Regions from separate parts of the Homo sapiens genome. Here region 1 is linked to region 2. Evidence: read pairs that join two places in POLR2A ChIA-PET (ENCODE). Cell type or tissue: Panc1. All regions are shown on one strand. Each heading gives the region's core, and the rest is flanking DNA. Links, peaks and the distances in the headings are about the cores only.

The links. ChIA-PET counts read pairs that join two places held together with the same protein. Peaks named below come from ENCODE experiments on the same cell type or tissue, not always from the same donor. Only the 100,000 strongest peaks of a DNase experiment are listed, where the experiment ranks them.
Region 1: POLR2A ChIA-PET joins it to region 2 with 12 read pairs; 5 of 35 experiments call an interaction of 5 or more read pairs at or near these places.

Annotation. Positions count from the first base shown.
Region 1 is chr2:231,193,620-231,201,946 of GRCh38, forward strand. It overlaps ARMC9 (armadillo repeat containing 9), which reads left to right and starts at 5,012. Exons shown (of 25, transcript NM_001352754.2): 1 at 5,012-5,079. RefSeq lists a silencer at 4,818-5,157. In Panc1, for the core only: no CTCF peak of the experiment used is centred there; a DNase peak (open chromatin) is centred at 4,941; H3K4me3 peaks cover 3,591 bases; H3K27ac peaks cover 2,062 bases.
Region 2 is chr2:231,417,536-231,425,862 of GRCh38, forward strand. No RefSeq gene overlaps it. Among named protein-coding and RNA genes, the nearest start is that of B3GNT7, 26 kb to the left of the region's middle. RefSeq lists enhancers at 905-1,406, 2,868-3,368. In Panc1, for the core only: no CTCF peak of the experiment used is centred there; no DNase peak of the experiment used is centred there; H3K27ac peaks cover 330 bases.

The DNA of each region.
Region 1 (8,327 bases), core at 97-8,096, 220 kb before region 2:
CACGGGGATGATACAATTCAGAACCAACCCAGATCCTTGACAACTTGAGCTGCTGGTAAGAAGCCAGCTACTTCTGTATTTATTATAAGAAAATGAACCACCACCCCCATTGCTGAGGCCACTTTTAGTTGATATGACATTGTGAAATAAGAAAAATATATAATTAGGCCGGGTACGGTGGCTCACACCTGTAATCCTAGCACTTTGAGAGGCTGAGGCGGGCAGATCACCTGAGGTCAGGAGTTCGAGACCAGCCTGGCCAACATGGTGAAACCCTGTCTCTACTAAAAATACAAAAACTAGGTGGGCGTGGGGGGCACGCACCTGTAATCACAGCTACTCGGGAGGCTGAGGCAGGAGAATCATTTGAACCCAAGAAGCAGAGGTTGCAGTGAGCTGAGATTGCACCACTGCACTCCAGCCTGGGTGACAACAGCAAAACTCTGTCTAACAAAAAAAAAAAAAAAAAGAAAGAAAGAAAAAGAAAGGAAAAATATATAATTGATCTCTGCCCCTGGCTCCTGGCACAGAGCTCCTAAAATTCTTGTCATTTCCTGAGTGATGGGGCACTAGGTGGATCTTTTTGTTCTATTTGGTCTTTGTCCCTTGCTCCTGATAAAGGGTCCTAATCCCTTGGAATTTCATGGGTGATGGGAACATCTAGTATTCTAATGAGATGACTCTTGGTGGGCTGGTCACCAGAAAAACCAAGCCAAGGTTAGAAGCTTGGAACTTTCAGCCCCATCCCCATCTTCTGGGATGGGGAGAAAAGCCAGAGATTGAGTTGATAATTGATTGTGCCGACCAGGCGCAGTGGCTCACGCCTGTAATCCCAGCACTTTGGGAGGCCAAGGCAGGCAGATCACCTGAGATCGGAAGTTCGAGACCAGCCTGACCAACATGGAGAAACCCTGTCTCTACTAAAAATACAAAATCAGCTGGGCGTGGTGGCGCATGCCTGTAATCCCAGCTACTTGGGAGGCTGAGGCAGGAGAATCGTTTGAACCCCGGAGGCGGAGGTTGCAGTGAGCTGAGATTGCACCATTGCACTCCAGCCTGGGCAACAAAGAGTGAAACTCCGTCTCAAAAATAATAATAATAATAATAACAATCGATTGTGCCTGCATTACGAAGCCTCTGTAAAAATCCCTCAACCACAGCGTTTGAAGAGCTTCTAGACTGCTGAACCATGGAGGTACCTGGAGTGGGCATGGAAGGTCTGCGCCCCCATCCTTTGCCCTGGGTACCATCTCATCTGGCTGTTTATCTGTAACCTTTGTCACATTCTTTATAATGAGCCAGTACATGTGAGTGTTTCCTTCTATGAGCCATCCTAGTAAATTAATGGAACCCTCATTTATAGCCATTTGGTTAGAAGTACAGATGACAACTGCTACTTTTGACTGGCATCTGAGGTGGGGGACAGTCTTGTGGGACTGAGCCTTTGACCTATGGGATCTGATTCTAACTCCAGTCATTAGCTAGTATCAGAATTGAATTGTAGGACAACCAGTTAGTGTCTGCTGGATAGTTGCTTAGTGTGTAAGGAAAAACCTCCACACATCTGCTGTCAGAAGCATTGTGTTGAGGACGGGCATGGTGGCTCACACCTATAATCCCAGCACTTTGGGAGGCCAAAGCGGGAGGATCGCTTGAGCCTAGGCGTTCGAGACCAGCCTGGGCAACAAAGTGGGACCCCACCTCTAAGGAAAAAAAAAAAAAGAAAAAGCCGAGCATAGTGGTGCGTGCTTGTGGTCCCAGCAGCTACTTGGGAGGCTGAGGCAGGAGGATCACTTGAGCCTGGAAGCTGAGGCTGCAGCAAGCTATGACTGTGCCACTTCACTCTAGCCTGGGCAACAGAGTTAGACTCTGTCTCAAAAAAAAAAAAATGTGTTGAGTGTGAGAAGAGTAAAAGCAGTCAGTTTGGTTTTTCCTATCTCAAACAGACATATAGAAATTGTGTCTATGTTAGTCTGGTCTCTTTTGGTTGCAAGTGACAGAAACCCAACTTGAACCAGTTTATTAATTAAAATAATTTTTTTTTTGTACAGACGGATTTTTTTTTTTTGTACAGATGGATGTTGCTATGTTGTGTAGGCTGGTCTGAAACTCCTGGCCTCAAGCAATTCTCCCACCTTGGCCTCCCAAAGTGCTGGGATTACAGGCATGAGCCACCATGCAGGTCCAAACTAGTTGAAATTAAAAAGATGGTTGAAGTCGGGTGCAGTAATATGTATAATCCCAGCACTTTGGGAGGCTGAGGCAGGCAGATGGCTTGAGCTCAGGAGTTTGAGACCAGCCTGGGCAACATGGCAAAACTCCGTCTCTATAAAAAGTACAAAAATTAGCTGAGCGTGGTGGCACATGCCTGTAATCTCAGCTATGAGGGAGGCTGAGGTGGGAGGATTGTTTGAGCCCAGGAGGCAGAGGTTGCAGCAAGCTGAGATTGCGCCACTGCACTCCAGCCTGGGTGACAGAGTAAGACCCTGTCTCAAAAAAATAAAAAATTTAAAAGACAGTTGATTGGAAGGATGCTGGAGGAGCTGTAAGAATAAGTGCAGCTCCAGGGAACTCAGATCCTGGGACCAGGGATTTGATGTCCCCAGCACTTTCTTTGCATTTCTCTAGGTAATGGCTTCATCTTCTCAGTCTTTCCCATGTAGTGAATGCTGTAGGCTGCCCTGGAGTCTCACTTTACAATAACCTGACCACACTTCAACAGCAAAATCCCAGGGAAGGACTATCATTGGCTTTGCTTGGCTCACATGCCCATCCTGGACCCATCACTGAGGCCAGAGGGATGGGGTAAGATTGGTCCAGTTTGGACCATCTGCCCATCCTGTGGTGAGGGATGGGGTATGTTACCAGAAGGGAGAGGGGAGGTAGACAGACAAAGACAATAGCCACCACAATGACCATAATCCCGGCAGTCAGGCAAATGCACTCAGGAGGGAAAGCAAAGCAGGTGGGGTGTTCACGGCAGCTCAGAGCCCAGGGTCCAGAGACACGGAGACCTGGGTTTAGTCCTGGTCTCCTCAGTGGTGTAAACTTTGAGGAGTTTCTTAATCCCGTATGCCTCATGTTGTTCATCTTGCCAAAGACAAAACAGACAGCTCTAATCTCAGCTAATCAACCATGAGACAAAGAATGAGAAGCTGAAAAGTCTGTCCTTGGCCTTGCCGGCAGACTCAGGCAGAAGGGAAAAGGTCTGCATTTGTCCTTGTCACAGGTAAACAAGGGGGTCATCCGTGCATCATATGGGAGGCATGAGAAAGACAGGACTGTGGGTCTGATGAAGTCATATGTGGAAGGGTAGTTCTTTCTGATAAGCTACTTCCCAGAACACAAAAGTGTGGAGGATTTTAGAAAACAAAAGGTTTGGGGGTGCGTGGGTGAGATTTCTTAACTGTGGCTGTTTTCTAAGAGCACACAGCTCAGGTTAATTACAACATTGTCAATCAGTAAAATGCTGAAAATATTATTCATCTCATAGATGTGGTGTGAGAATTAAAAACTTTTTTTTTTTTGAGACAGAGTCTCACTCTGTTGCCCAGGCTGGAGTACAGTGGCGTGATCTCGGCTCACTGAAACCTCCATCTTCCGGGTTCAAGGATTCTCCTGCCTCAGCTTCCCGAGTGGCTGGGACTACAGGCACATGCCAATACGCCCAGCTAATTTTTGTATTTTTAGTAGAGACAGGTTTCACCATGTTGGCCAGGCTGGTCTGAAACTTGTGACCTTAGGTGATCCATCTGCCTTGGCCTCCCAAGTGCTGGGATTACAGGTGTGAGCCACCGTGCCGGGCCTGGTGTGAGAACTAAAGAAAACAATCTATATGATTCACTTAGCACAATGCTGGGCACACATATAGGCTGCACGTTTTGCAAACAAAAATACAGAACAATATAACATCCTACATGCACAATAAAATGAAGCAGTTTTTGGGATTTACTTACACTAAAACATTATCTAAAATTTACATTTAACTGTGTGTTCTATATTTTGTCTGGCATCTCCCGGCATACAGTTGTGTTGACGATAAATATTATGGCCATGGATTGAAGATTTATTTTCAATCCATATTACCTGGACAGAAGATAGGGCTCTCTTCTACTAAATACAGCTTTTTTTCTTTTGGAAGACAATCCACTGGCAGGGTTGGGGACTGGGGAAGTGGTGGCCACAGCCCATCTTAGGGCTTCTTCAAAGGCGAGCTGACCTACCTTCTCCGTGCCCCATTCCCTGTCTCTGGCCCTGGTAGCCTCCTCCTTCTTGGAAGCATGGAGGTGGAAACACTGAGGTGGCAACGAGAGACTCCCACGGAATCTCAACGCCTGGAGGGGAGGGATTTTCTATCCATGGCCATCTCTTCACCCTCCAGCACAAAGTTGGGTGACTAGCAAGTGCTCATTCAGTGCTGATGAACTTCAGTTCAAAAGCATCAGGTGCAAAGAGAGGGAAGACGTGTGCTCCTGATTTATTTTTAATAGCCCACATTTGACATGGAAAACAAAAAGTTTCTCTGAAATCCTTGGAAACCGCTGCAGTGGGGCGGGACCCTGGTCCCCGGAGCTTTAATGCACATCTTGGGCGTCACTTTTGGTTCTAAGGTGGCCCCAGGTCCCTCCTTTAAGATGGGAATAACCATGCCTGACTCTTTCCCCACGGACACCACACTGTCCTAGTTTGTGTTCTCTACGCGACCACGAGCTCCTTGAGACAAGGGGTTGAGCCTGCTCCGGCTCATCCCGAGAGCCGGCGCAGCGACTGGCGCAACGAAAGGGAAATGAACGAATGAATGAACGAACGAAAGTGGAGTGGTGGAGAGGACCACAGAAGACGCGGTCATCCAGCGCGTGAACCTTCACCACTGCTGGGCTGTGGACCCTCACTTCCGCCGCCAGGAAGTTTCGGGGTCGCCCACCTTCCCTCCCAGGCTGCTCCGCGTCGGCGGCGCCCCGCGCGATTGGCTGCGCCGCCCCCACGTGACGCCGGGGTGGCGGCGGCGGTTGCCCGGGTGACGGCTGCGGAGGTGGCGGCCGGGCTGGGATAGCGCGAGTGTCCGCGGCCGAGCAGCAGGTAAGCGCGTCCCCGGATGCAGCCGGGCCACCCTCCGCCCGCCGTCCTGGTGCTGGGAGGAGCAGCGGTGCGTTTGGAGGGCCGAGGCTCTGCGGACCTCTTGTTCCGAGGAAAAACCCGACGCGCCCGCTCCGCCGCCGCCGGATGCTACCACTTCTCGCCTGCGGTCCAGGGATCTTTCTTCGGCAAGGGCCGAGGCGGCCGCCTGGACATCCCAAGAAAGGACAGGCCCAGCTGCTTCCCGCAAGTAGTCCCTGATCTTTGCTGCAGTGGGCCATACTTGGAGGGGGTCCCTCAAGCCATCCAGCTGGTGGTGGCGGCGCGAGCGGGTTATCCGGGATTTAGATCCCCCTGATAATCTCCATCTGCTAGCCGCGTTCCTGAGGCACCCAGTTGAAGTCCAGACTTCACCTAATCTTAGGAAAAACAGGATGCGTGCTATGCAGATTCGGCTTCCATACAAATCCCATAATCCCACCCGTTTGTGGGCCCTAAATCTTTCTTATATAGGAATTCAAAAGCTGCCGCTGCAATCCCCAAATGTAACTGGAAAAGTTTTTCTTAGTTTCCGCATAAAGGAGAGCACTGGTTCTCAAACTTGAGAGTGTGTAAAAGTCACTCAGGGAGCTTGTTTAAAAGGCAGATTTCTGGGCATGGTGCCTGCCACGGTGTTCAGTAAGACCAGGGTGGAGGCAGGAATTTTCATTTGCACAAGCGTGCCAGCTGATTCTGATTTAGGTGGTCCAGACTTTGGGAAATACTGTGTAGTGGTTCTTTTCAGCCGCTTAGTCACTTACTGTGGCTGTTGGGAGTGTGTCAGACTTCCTGGGCCTCAAATTGCCTCATCTGGAATGGGAAAATATAAACTATATTCACCTGTCAGGTTTACTATGAAGGTTAAATGTAAAACATTTTGCACATTGCCTGGCATACCATATACCTTCAATAAATGATACCTATTATGATATAAAAGTTTAGAGAAAATTCTGTAATTTCTTTTTCTTTTCCTTTTTTTGAGACGGAGTCTTTCCCTGTCGCTCAGGCTGGAGTGGAGTGGCATGATCTCGGCTCACTGCAACCTCCACCTCCTGGGTTCAAGCGATTCTCTTGCCTCAGCCTCCCTGGTAGCTGGGATTACAGGTGCAGACGCCACCACGCCCGGCTAATTTTTGTATTTTTAGTAGAGATGGGGTTCCACCATGTTGATCAGGCTGGTCTCGAACTCCTGACCTCAGGTGATCCGCCTGCCTCAGCCTCCCAAAGTGTTGGGATTACAGGTGTGAGCCACTGTGCCTGGCCAATTCTGTAATTTCTAAGAATGTTGAGTAATAGGATACCCAGCAGCACTCACATTCAATGACAGTTGATCACAGCAGATACTATTTAAACGGCTTAGGGAGGTCTACTCTAAGGAGGTGATGTTTATTAGGCACAGTGGTTAACCAGGTGAAGAGAGGGAAGAGTGTTCTAGGCGGAGAGAGTAATATGCGCAAAGGCCTTGAGGTTGGCCTCAAGGTTTCAAATTCTCAGAAACTCACTTTTCCCGTTCCAGGGCCTTTAAAATGACATCCCCTCAGCTCCGGCTTCATTTATTCATTATATGCCTTGAGTACCTTTCTTGCTTACTAGACACTCTGTTAGGTTCTGGGGATATGAAGTTGAAATACAGCTCCCTGTCTTTGTGAACAGGGTTATAAGAAGTGCCAGGTGCAGTGGCTCATGCCTGTAATCCCTGCACTTTGGGTGGGTGAATCGCTTGAGGTCAGGAGTTCAAGACCAGCCTGGCCAACCTGGTGAAACCCTGTCTCTACTAAAAATACAAAAATTAGCTGGGCGTTGGTGGCGGACGCCTGTAATCCCATATACTTGGGAGGCTGAGGCAGGAGAATCACTTGAACCTGGGAGGCAGAGGTTGCAGTGAGCCAGATTGCACCTTTGCACTCCAGCCTGGGCGGCAAAAGTGAAACTCCATCTCAAAACAACAAAATTAGCTGGGCGTCATGGCGCATGCCTATAACCCCAGCTACTTGGGAGGCTGAGGTGGGAGAATCACTTGAACCCAGGAGGTGGAGGTTGCAGTGAGCCGAGATCCCGCCACTGCACTCCAGCCTGGGCAACAGAGCTAAACTCCATCTCAGAAAAAGAAAAAAAAAAAAAAGCCTTGGTAGGGAAAGAAGGGAGGGGTTTTTCATGGAAGACTTCTTGAAAAGAGATTAAATCTGGCTTGGCTTAGAATCATGAGTCATGTTTGCCTGGGGGGGCAGAGCATACATCAACCACAGGCTTAGGATCCTGGAAGAGCTTGTTGCATGGGGGAATGGCCAGGAGTTCGCTGTTGGCAGGGTCCAGTGTGGGATTGGTGGAAGGGAGCAAGGAGAGGGATCAGGTAGGGGGAGGTGGATGGATTGGAGGCATGGTCCAGAAAAAGGCTGGAGAGGTGGGTGTCCCCCAGGAGCAGCTGCCTTTCTTCTCTCCCCTTTTGCATCTGGCAGGGCTGGTGTGGTGCATGGGGAGGTGTCCTCCCTGCTCCTCATTACTGCTTCCAGATCACTACCCACTCCTTCACAAACCCCAGCTCCTTTGAAGCACATGGCAGATGCCATACCCCTTGCCAGCCCTCCCTGAGGTAGCCACTTCCCAGGGCAAGTCTCTCCAGTTCCCTTGGAGCCTCCAGCACCCGGCTGGCTGCCTATCCCTTCATCTCTTTTACTTCACTTTTGGGGGTTTCCACATCCTGGCCCCTCCAGTTTCTTCATCCTCCTTACTTGCAGGCGTCTCTTTCCTCCATCCTCCTCATCTGCCCACTCCCGTGGTCGGGAGCTTTTTAGTACTAGTCACCTTCAAAGTCTTGCCTTCAGGCATCTGTCCCACTCTCTGCCCACTCCTTTCCATCTTTCACACTCACTGGAATGTGCCTCCTTCAGCAGGTCTCAGACCCCACTGCTTCCTCACTGCTCTGCAGCCGCCTTATGTGTGTTCCCCTCCCCCATTCTTAACCTGATTAGTTCCAGTGTCCCATCGTGGTTGTACTGTTTTCCCTTTCCTCTCTCTTCTAGAAGAACCTCTCACATTGGTTAACCTAACTCAGATAGCTGAAAGTGCCTGGAGAAGAGCTGCAAAACTGTGCAGACTGATTCCATTTTAGATTCAAGTGCAGAGATCTTAAATGGACTATAATACCAGCAACCCTGCCATGTTGCTGTAGTCGCTTTGGTTCCCACCCTCCCTTCCGTTCCCACTCTCCCTTC
Region 2 (8,327 bases), core at 211-8,210:
GCACCTGTAGTCTCAGCTACCTGGGAGGCTGAGGCAGGAGAATTGCTTAAACCCGGGAGGCAGAGGTTGCAGTGAGCCGAGATTGTGCCACTGTACTCCAGCCTTGGTGACATAGTGAGATTCTGTCTCAAAAAAAAAAGAAAAGTATGGTTCAAATAAACAAAAGGAATAGAGTCAAAAAGAAAGGAAGCCAGGTGTGGCACACACCTGTACTCCCATCTATTAGGGAGGCTAAGGTAGGAGGCTCACTTGAGCCCAGGAATTCAAAGCTGCAGTGAGCTGTGACCATCGCACTGCACTCCAGCCTGTGCGACAGAGCCAGACCCTGTCTCTAAAAATAAAGAAAACCCATATGCTCTCATAATCCAGGAACAATTGGAAAGAGTTATCAGTCACCTTCCCAGAGTCTCTGGAGACCATTTGGGCAGTAAGTTCTTTCAGGCAGTAAGGTCTTTCAAACTCCCAAGAAACAACTAGTTCTAGCCTATGAGCCCATTTTTGCCATGGCAAAAAATGACAAGCTCTCCAATTCATTGTATGAAATTAATATAACACTGATCCCAAAGCCAGCAAATAGAGCACAGTTAAATTACCCCTGAATCCCACAAACTGCATTGTAGCCAGAAGCCGCCTTGCTATCCTGGTCTCATAGCTTTCAGGTATTTGGCTCCTCATTTGTTCCTAAATCCTACTGACAGGGACATGAGGCGGGAAAAAAAAAAAAAAAAAGAATCTGCCAAAGATGGCCGGACTTCAGGGGAAGATTACCTACCCCACATCCCCCTTAACAGCTCCCCTTCCCACTGAAAGCCTTTTTTTTTTTTTTTTTTTTTTTTTTGAGAAGGAGTTTCACTCTGTCGCCCAGGCTGGAGTGCAGTGACACATGCCCTCCAGGCCCAGCTAATTTTTGTATTTTCGGCTCACTGCAACCTCTGCCTCCCAGGTTCAAGCAATTCTCCTGCCTCAGCCTCCCGAGTAGCGGGGACTACAGGCACGCGCCACCACACCCAGCTAATTTTTGTATTTTTAGTGGAGATGGGGTTTCACCATGTTGGCCAGGATGGTCTCCATCTCTTGACCTCGTGATCCGCCCGCCTCAGCCTCCCAACGTGCTGGGATTACAGGTGTGAGCCACGGTGCCCAAACCGAGCCATTTTCATTGGCAATAAAATCTCCCACATTTACTATCCTTCAATTCGTTCGTGTGACCTCATTTTTCCTGGATGCCGGACAAGAGCTTAGGAGCCACAAGTGTGGATACGAAAGGCTGTCACACTGGCCCTTCGCCCTCGCTAGCAGAGGGCAGCCATGGGCCCACTGAGAGCTGTTAACACTTAAGCCGTCCGTGGACAGCAGAGCTAAAAGAGCACTCTAACATGGCCTCCGGGGCCCCGGGAGTCGCAGGCACCCTGCCTGGACGCTGTTGTGGGGCCTGAACGAAGTTCACTGCTGCCGGCGCCCAAAAGCGCTCGCTCCAGCTCCTGCACCTGCTCAACTGTGTGCTCCCTTTCACGAGGGTCGGAATGCGGTGGATCTGAGAGAGTGGAGTCTGATCCCGCCCGCACTGAAACAGCTGGCTGGTTCCAGCACTCCTGCGCTCCAGTTCCCGCCTCGTTTGCTGTGTGCTCCCTCCCACCAGCAGTTGAGAGCAGTGGGCTAAGTAAACTAGGCACCCCTGTCCAAAGTCCTGAGAAGGGCTCAAGGAACTATCCTGCTTCACTATTGATCAGTGGTCTCCCTGTCAGGGGCAGATCCGGCCTTCTCTTCTCAAATTATCCTGGGTGATAATACCCATTGGGTTTGTCTCCTGGGTGATTCCCTCCACGGCTGAACCTCACCCACTACCTTCTCGTCAGTGTCATTGACTCTGCACACAGGTTACTGTTGCTCACCCACCACTGGTGCCTCTGACCCTTCTAGGACCATCTAGGTTCCCCCTGAGTAACTCAGGGGCATTGCTGACCAGCTGTGGACCAGAAGGCTCCCTTAGGGCACGTGCTGCATGGTAGGGCTAACTGTGGCTGTCCCCCAAGACCTGTGGGGTCAGGCCCTTCCCTCTGATGTTGGGGTTGGGGACCTTGCAGCGGAGTCAGAGGGAGAAGCTTCGTGTTCCCTCCACCCCAGGATCCTCCACCGAAGTAAGTAATTTGACACAGAGGAAACCAGATGCACAAAAATTAAAAGGATAAACCGTAATTCAGCTAAAATACCCAAGGGTTGAAATTGCCAAAGGACGTGCAAAATTCAAGGAAAAAAAGATACGAAAGTGGGCCGGGCGCGGTGGCTCACACCTGTAATCCCAGCACTTTGGGAGGCCGAGGCGGGTGGATCACGAGGTCAGGAGATCGAGACCATCCTGGCTAACATGGTGAAACCACGTCTCTACTAAAAAAAATACAAAAAAAAATTAGCTGGGCGCGGTCCGGGCGCCTGTAGTCCCAGCTACTCGGGAGACTGAGGCAGGAGAATGGCGTGAACCCGGGATGCGGAGCTTGCAGTGAGCCGAGATCGCGCCAGTGCACTCCAGCCTGGGCGACAGAGAGAGACTCTGTCTCAAAAAAAAAAAAAAAAAAAAAGATACAGAAGTGAAATAATAAAGGTAAAGGAATGAGATAGCCAGGAAAAGATAAGCCAACTTAAACAGAAAAGCTAGGAGGAGCCAGGTAACTCAGAATGGTAGGTGTGCTAGATTGAACAATGTGTGTCTAAAGTCACACACAAACAAAACAATTTCGACCTATGTGTTTTAAAATTAAAAAACAAGAAGTAGCTGGGCACAATGGCTCACACCTGTAATCCCAACACTTTGGGAGGCCCAGGTGGGAGGATTGTTTGAACCTGGGAGTTCAAGACCAGCCTGGGAGACCCATCTCTACAAAAAATTTAAAAGATGAGCCCTGCGTGGTGGTGCACACCTGTGGTTCCAGCTATCAGGGAAGCTGAGGCAGGAGGATCGCTTGAGCCCAGGAAGTCGAGGCTGTAGTGAGCCATGTTTGCACCACTACACTCCAGCCTGGATGACAGAGCAAGACCCTGTCTCAAAAAGGAAAAAAGAGAAACCAAAAGGACCTCCATAAAACAAGAAGTAGCAGGCAGTTGGGTGCAGTGGCTCACCCTGTAATCCCAGCACTTTGGGAAGCTCCCTTGAGCCCAGGAGTTCCAGACAAGCCTGGGCAACATCGTGAGACTCCATCTCTACAAAAAATTCAAAAATCAGCCAACGCGGTGGTGCACCCTTGTAGCCCTAGCTACTCAGCAGGTTGAGGCAGAAGGATCGCTTGAGCCCAGGAGTTCAAGGTTACAGTGAGCTATGATCGTGCCACTACACTCCAGCCTGAGCAATAGAGCAAGACCTTGTCTCAAAAAAAAAAAAAAAAAAAAAAAGTAGCAGACAAAGAGCATGAGCTCATAAAGGGTCATCTGGACTGAAATCTGGGGGTGAAGGAGAGGGCAGGGCCCCAGCACCCCAGCAGCCTGGACACACTCCTGCGCCAGGTGCAGCCCCCTTTTCAGGGGATGAATGGGGGACTTGTCTTCCTCTGCATTCCTTGACCAGCCTGAGTGCCAGCCTCACCTCACTGGCGCTGGAGGAAAAGCAGTGGCCTACGGAGACCCCAGTCCCAGGCTGGCTCCTGTTCTTGCTCCAGACAGAACTTTTGAAGCCCTTGGTGTTGCTAAAAGTGCTTGTTTCTTGGCCCCGCTCCTCTCACTCTGGGGACTAGGAGGGCTGAGGCTGTTATCCAGGTTGACAGGGACTGCTTTGTCCCTCGGTCAGGGCTCTGTCCTCACAACCTTTCCGGGCCTTCTCAGAGTCTGTGGGCCACCCATTTGGCCACCCACACTGCTGAGGGTCACCGGGCAGAAAATGCGGAGTTTCTGCATTCCATTTGAAGCTGCTTGGTGTTCCGTCTGAACAAACCATGGTGTATTTAACCAGCCTCTGTGGATGGACGGTGCTAGATCAGTCCTTGTTAATGTAACATCACTCCCATCCCCTTCTACATCTCCCTGCATTTCCAGAGCCCCTTTCCAGTATGTCCTAGGCTGAATTCTGCCCATGAAGGAAGCAGAAGCCATTGGTCTCCAGCAGCTACTATGGTTAGGCAGCAAAACTCATGGCAGACTCCTTTCCTCGGCTTCTGGGCATCACCCTGCATGACCCCCACTGCAGTGCTATAAGCAGCTGAGATCCAGCCAGACACAGTGGCTCACACCTGTAATCCCAGCACTTTGGGAGGCCAAGGCTGGCGGATCACTTGAGGTCAGGAGTTCGAGACCAGCCTGAGATCCTTGGTGACAGCTTCCGGCAGCTCCAGGTGTCCCCCTGGGCATCATGTGCTTTGGCCCTGCCAGCACCGAGGATCACTGGTGATGACTTCCCTGCCATCTCCTAACTTCTAGAACTTTCCTGGCCTTTCCTCTCCCAGCCCTTCCAATGCTTCTCTTTCTGCTCAAAATACCTAGAGTGGCTTCTGTTTTCTTGATTGAACCCTGACTGCTACAAACAATACCCTCGCATATCCTGCACATGCCAGGAACACATGCCAGTCTATCTGTAGTATAAGTTACTAGAAGTCAAATTTTCAGGTCAGTTTCAAGGTTGCTGGTGTATTAGTTTGCTAGGGCTGCCATAACAGAGAACCACAGACTGGGTGGCTTAAACAACGGAAAATTTATTTCCTCACAGTCTGAGGCTGAAGTCTGAGATTAAGATGTTGGCAGAGTTAGTTTCACTCTATGGGTGTATGTGTCCAAATTTCCTCTTCTTATAAAGACATCTGTCATATTGGATTAGGGCCCCACCCTAACAATCTCATTTTAACTTAATTCCCTCTTTAAAGACCCTGTCTCCAAATACAGTCACATTCTGAGGTACTGGAGGTTAGGACTTCAGCGTGTGAATTTTGAGGGGATGCAACTCAGTCCATAACAGATAACTAGCTATTCCCAACTCACCCTCCCTGGCAATTGTCCCAAACAGCAGGTACATGAAATGTGTCAGCAAACCTGGTGATCATCACCAATCTAACAGGTAAGAAAATGCACATAGTGTTGTTTTAATTTGCATTTCTCCTACTCTGAGTGACATTAACATCTTTTCATGTGTTTGAATCATTCATATTTCCTTTCCTGAGAAAGATTTGTACAGGACAATTTTCTAGGTGACCTTAAACCAGCCCGGTTCTCCCATCTTTCTTGCTTGTAGTTCTGAAAATTAACTGTAGAATGTGCTAGAAATGCAACATCTTGAGATAAGGGGGAGCTGGCCAGAACTGCTCAGGCTCTGTTCCAGTTCCGCCTTAGAAACAGGGTGGCTCATGCCTGTAATCCCAGCACTTTGGGAGGCCAAGGCAGGCAGATCACCTGAGGTCAGGAGTTCAAGACTAGCCTGGCCAACATGGTGAAACCCCGTCTCTACCAAAAATACAAAAAATTAGCCAGGCATGGTGGCAGGCACCTGTAATCCCAGCTACTCGGGAGGCTGAGGCAGAAGAATTGCTTAAACCCGGGAGGTGGAGGTTGCGGTGAGCCAAGATCGCACCACTGTACTCCAGCCTGGGCAACAAGAGCGAGACTCTGTCTCAAAAAAAAAAAAAAGAAAAGAAACAGGGTGTCCTTCAACACTGTAGCTCAGCCACTCACAGAGCATAAAGCTCAGGGCAGGCTGCTTTTCAGGGTTCTTCAGCCATGGTGCAGGTGGGACGCATGAAGTCAAGATTCCATCAGCCCTGGGCAGCTGGCCTGAGCCTGGGGAACTGGCTCTGAATGAATCCTAGGCCTCTGTTGCCCCTTGCTGCCAATCTGTAATAAATCCTCATCGTGTAACTGGGTACATGTGAGTGTGTTCCGTCTCACCAGATGCCGACAAGTTGGTAAGCCGCGCACGGTGAGCCTGCTTCGCGGTTGGTTCATATCCTTTGCCTATTTTTCTATTGGCTTATTTGTCTTTGTCTTTGTCTTTTTTTCCATTGCGACACCTACTAAAATGGGATTGACTTTTACTTATTTGTTGAAGGGGTTCATTAAAGACATTTATCTGATATGCACTGAAAATATTTTTCCATTTGTCATCTATCTTTTGACTTTGTTCATAATTTTTCTGTGATACAGTGATATTTTAATGTAAATTTTCCATCTTTTCCTTAATGGCTTCTAGGTACTATGTCGTTATTCTTAGAAAGTCCTCTCCTACCCAAAAAGCACTGAAAATTTAAAAATTAAAAACAAGACTGGACGTGGTGGCTCACACCCGTAATCCCAGCAATTTGGGAGGCCGAGGCGGGTGGGTCACGAGGTCAGGAGTTTGAGACCAGCCTGGCCAGCATGATGAAACCCCGTCTCTACTAAAAATACAAAAATCAGCCGGGCCTGGTGGCGCATGCCTGTAATCCCAGCTACTAGGGAGGCTGAGGCAGGAGAATTGCTTGATCCTGGGGGGCGGAGGTTGCAGTGAGCCGAGATCGCGCCATTGCACTCCAGCTCTGGGCAACAGAGCAAGACTCTGTCTTGGAAAAAATAAATAAATAAAAATTAAATTTAAAAAGCTCTTTCCAACTTTAAGTTATAAAATAAATTTTCCATATTTTCTTCTAGTACTGTCATATTTCACTTTTTACATTAACATATTTGATCCACCTGAAATGTATTTTAATATAAGACATGAGGTATTGCTGGGCGTGGTGGCTCATGCCTGTAATCTCAGCACTTTTGGAGGCCAAGGCAGGATGATCACTTGATTCCAGGAGCACAAGATCAGCCTGAGCAACATAGTGACACCCCATTTCTACAAATAATAGTCTAAAAATATTAGCCAGGAGTGGTGGTGTGTGCCTGTGGTCCTAGCTACTCAGGAGACTGACAGGAGTATCACCTGAACCTGGGAGCAGTGAGCCATGATCACACCACTGCACTCCAGCCTGGGTGACAGAGTGAGACCCTGTCTCAAAAAAAAAAGATATTAATATAATTTTTCCTCTAGGCAGATGGTATTCCAGTTACGCCAACACCAGTGGAAGTGGCAGATTTATTACGTACTGAATTATCGTGTGGACTTGGGTCTAATTCCATGTTTCCTGGGCACATTTGAGACCTCTGCACTTCTCAAACCTCTGACTCTGACATCTCCCCTCTTTTCATCAGATGACCTTGCCTTTTAATTCAAAGAGCACGTGGAAGGACTCGTGGGAAGAGCACCTCCAGTTTAAAAACAAAAGACCCATCCCCTGCTTGCCTCCACCTGAGTCTCAGAGCCCACCCTTCCCAAGCGCTTAGGACCACTGTCTCTCTTCTGTGGTCAACATCCATTGCTCCACTAATCCTTCTCCATAGCCTTTTCTTTTCTTTTCTTTTCTTTTTTTTTTTTTTTTTTGAGACGGGGTCTCATTCTGTTGCCCAGGCTGGAGTGCAGTGGTGCCATCTCGGCTCACTGCAACCTTTGCCTCCCAGGTTCAAGCGATTCTCACACCTCAGCCTCCCAAGTAGCTGAGATTACAGGCACCTGCCAACACGCCCAGCTAATTTTTGTATTTTTAGTAGAGACAGGGTTTCACCATGCTGGCCTCGAACTCCTGACCTTATGTGACCCGCCCACCTCAGCCCCCCAAAGTGCTGGGATTGCAGGCCTGAGCCACCGCGCCTAGCTCCATGGCCTTTTAAATGGGCTCAAGACTTTTACGTGTTGAAAACAAACAAAAACAAGAAACTCCTTCAACCCCATGAACCTCTTCAGCTGTGTCCCTACTCTCATCCCACAGCCACATTCCCTGAGGGAATTGTAGTCTCTGCAGTCCCGTTCCCCAGTTACTCCTCAAGACCCTGCACCCCGCTCATCCAGAGTCAGAAATAGTGGAGAGTTCTTGGTCTTGCTTGGTGTCTGGTCTGTCCTCCCAGCTCTGAACGACCACATCCTCTGCCAACATCAAGCAGGACTTCAGCTGGACAGGATGTGGCTCATGACAGCCACTTTCACATGGTTCCCAGAAGGGGAGCCAAAGGGTAGGAGGTCTCAGAGGTGGCAGCCTTCAGTCTCCTGCGAGAGGGAGAGGAGCCGCTGGTCTTCTCTTCCGCAAGTGACCAGTCAGGAGTCCGAGTCCACCCACAGAGGTTGCAGAAAGCAACAGGGCTTGCTCCAAAAGCCTGAACATCACTGGGGTCTGGGGCTGTAAGGGGGTACCGGGGGGCTCATGAGAGGGCAGTGTAAGTGCCTTCCTGCCCATCTTCAAGCCAGGCCCTGGAGCCAGCCACCTGCCTCAGCAATTTCCCCATTGCCAGTTCCAGGCCAGGTGAGACTCGTAAAATCACTCACAAAGCAGAATGTGTAGTCAGAG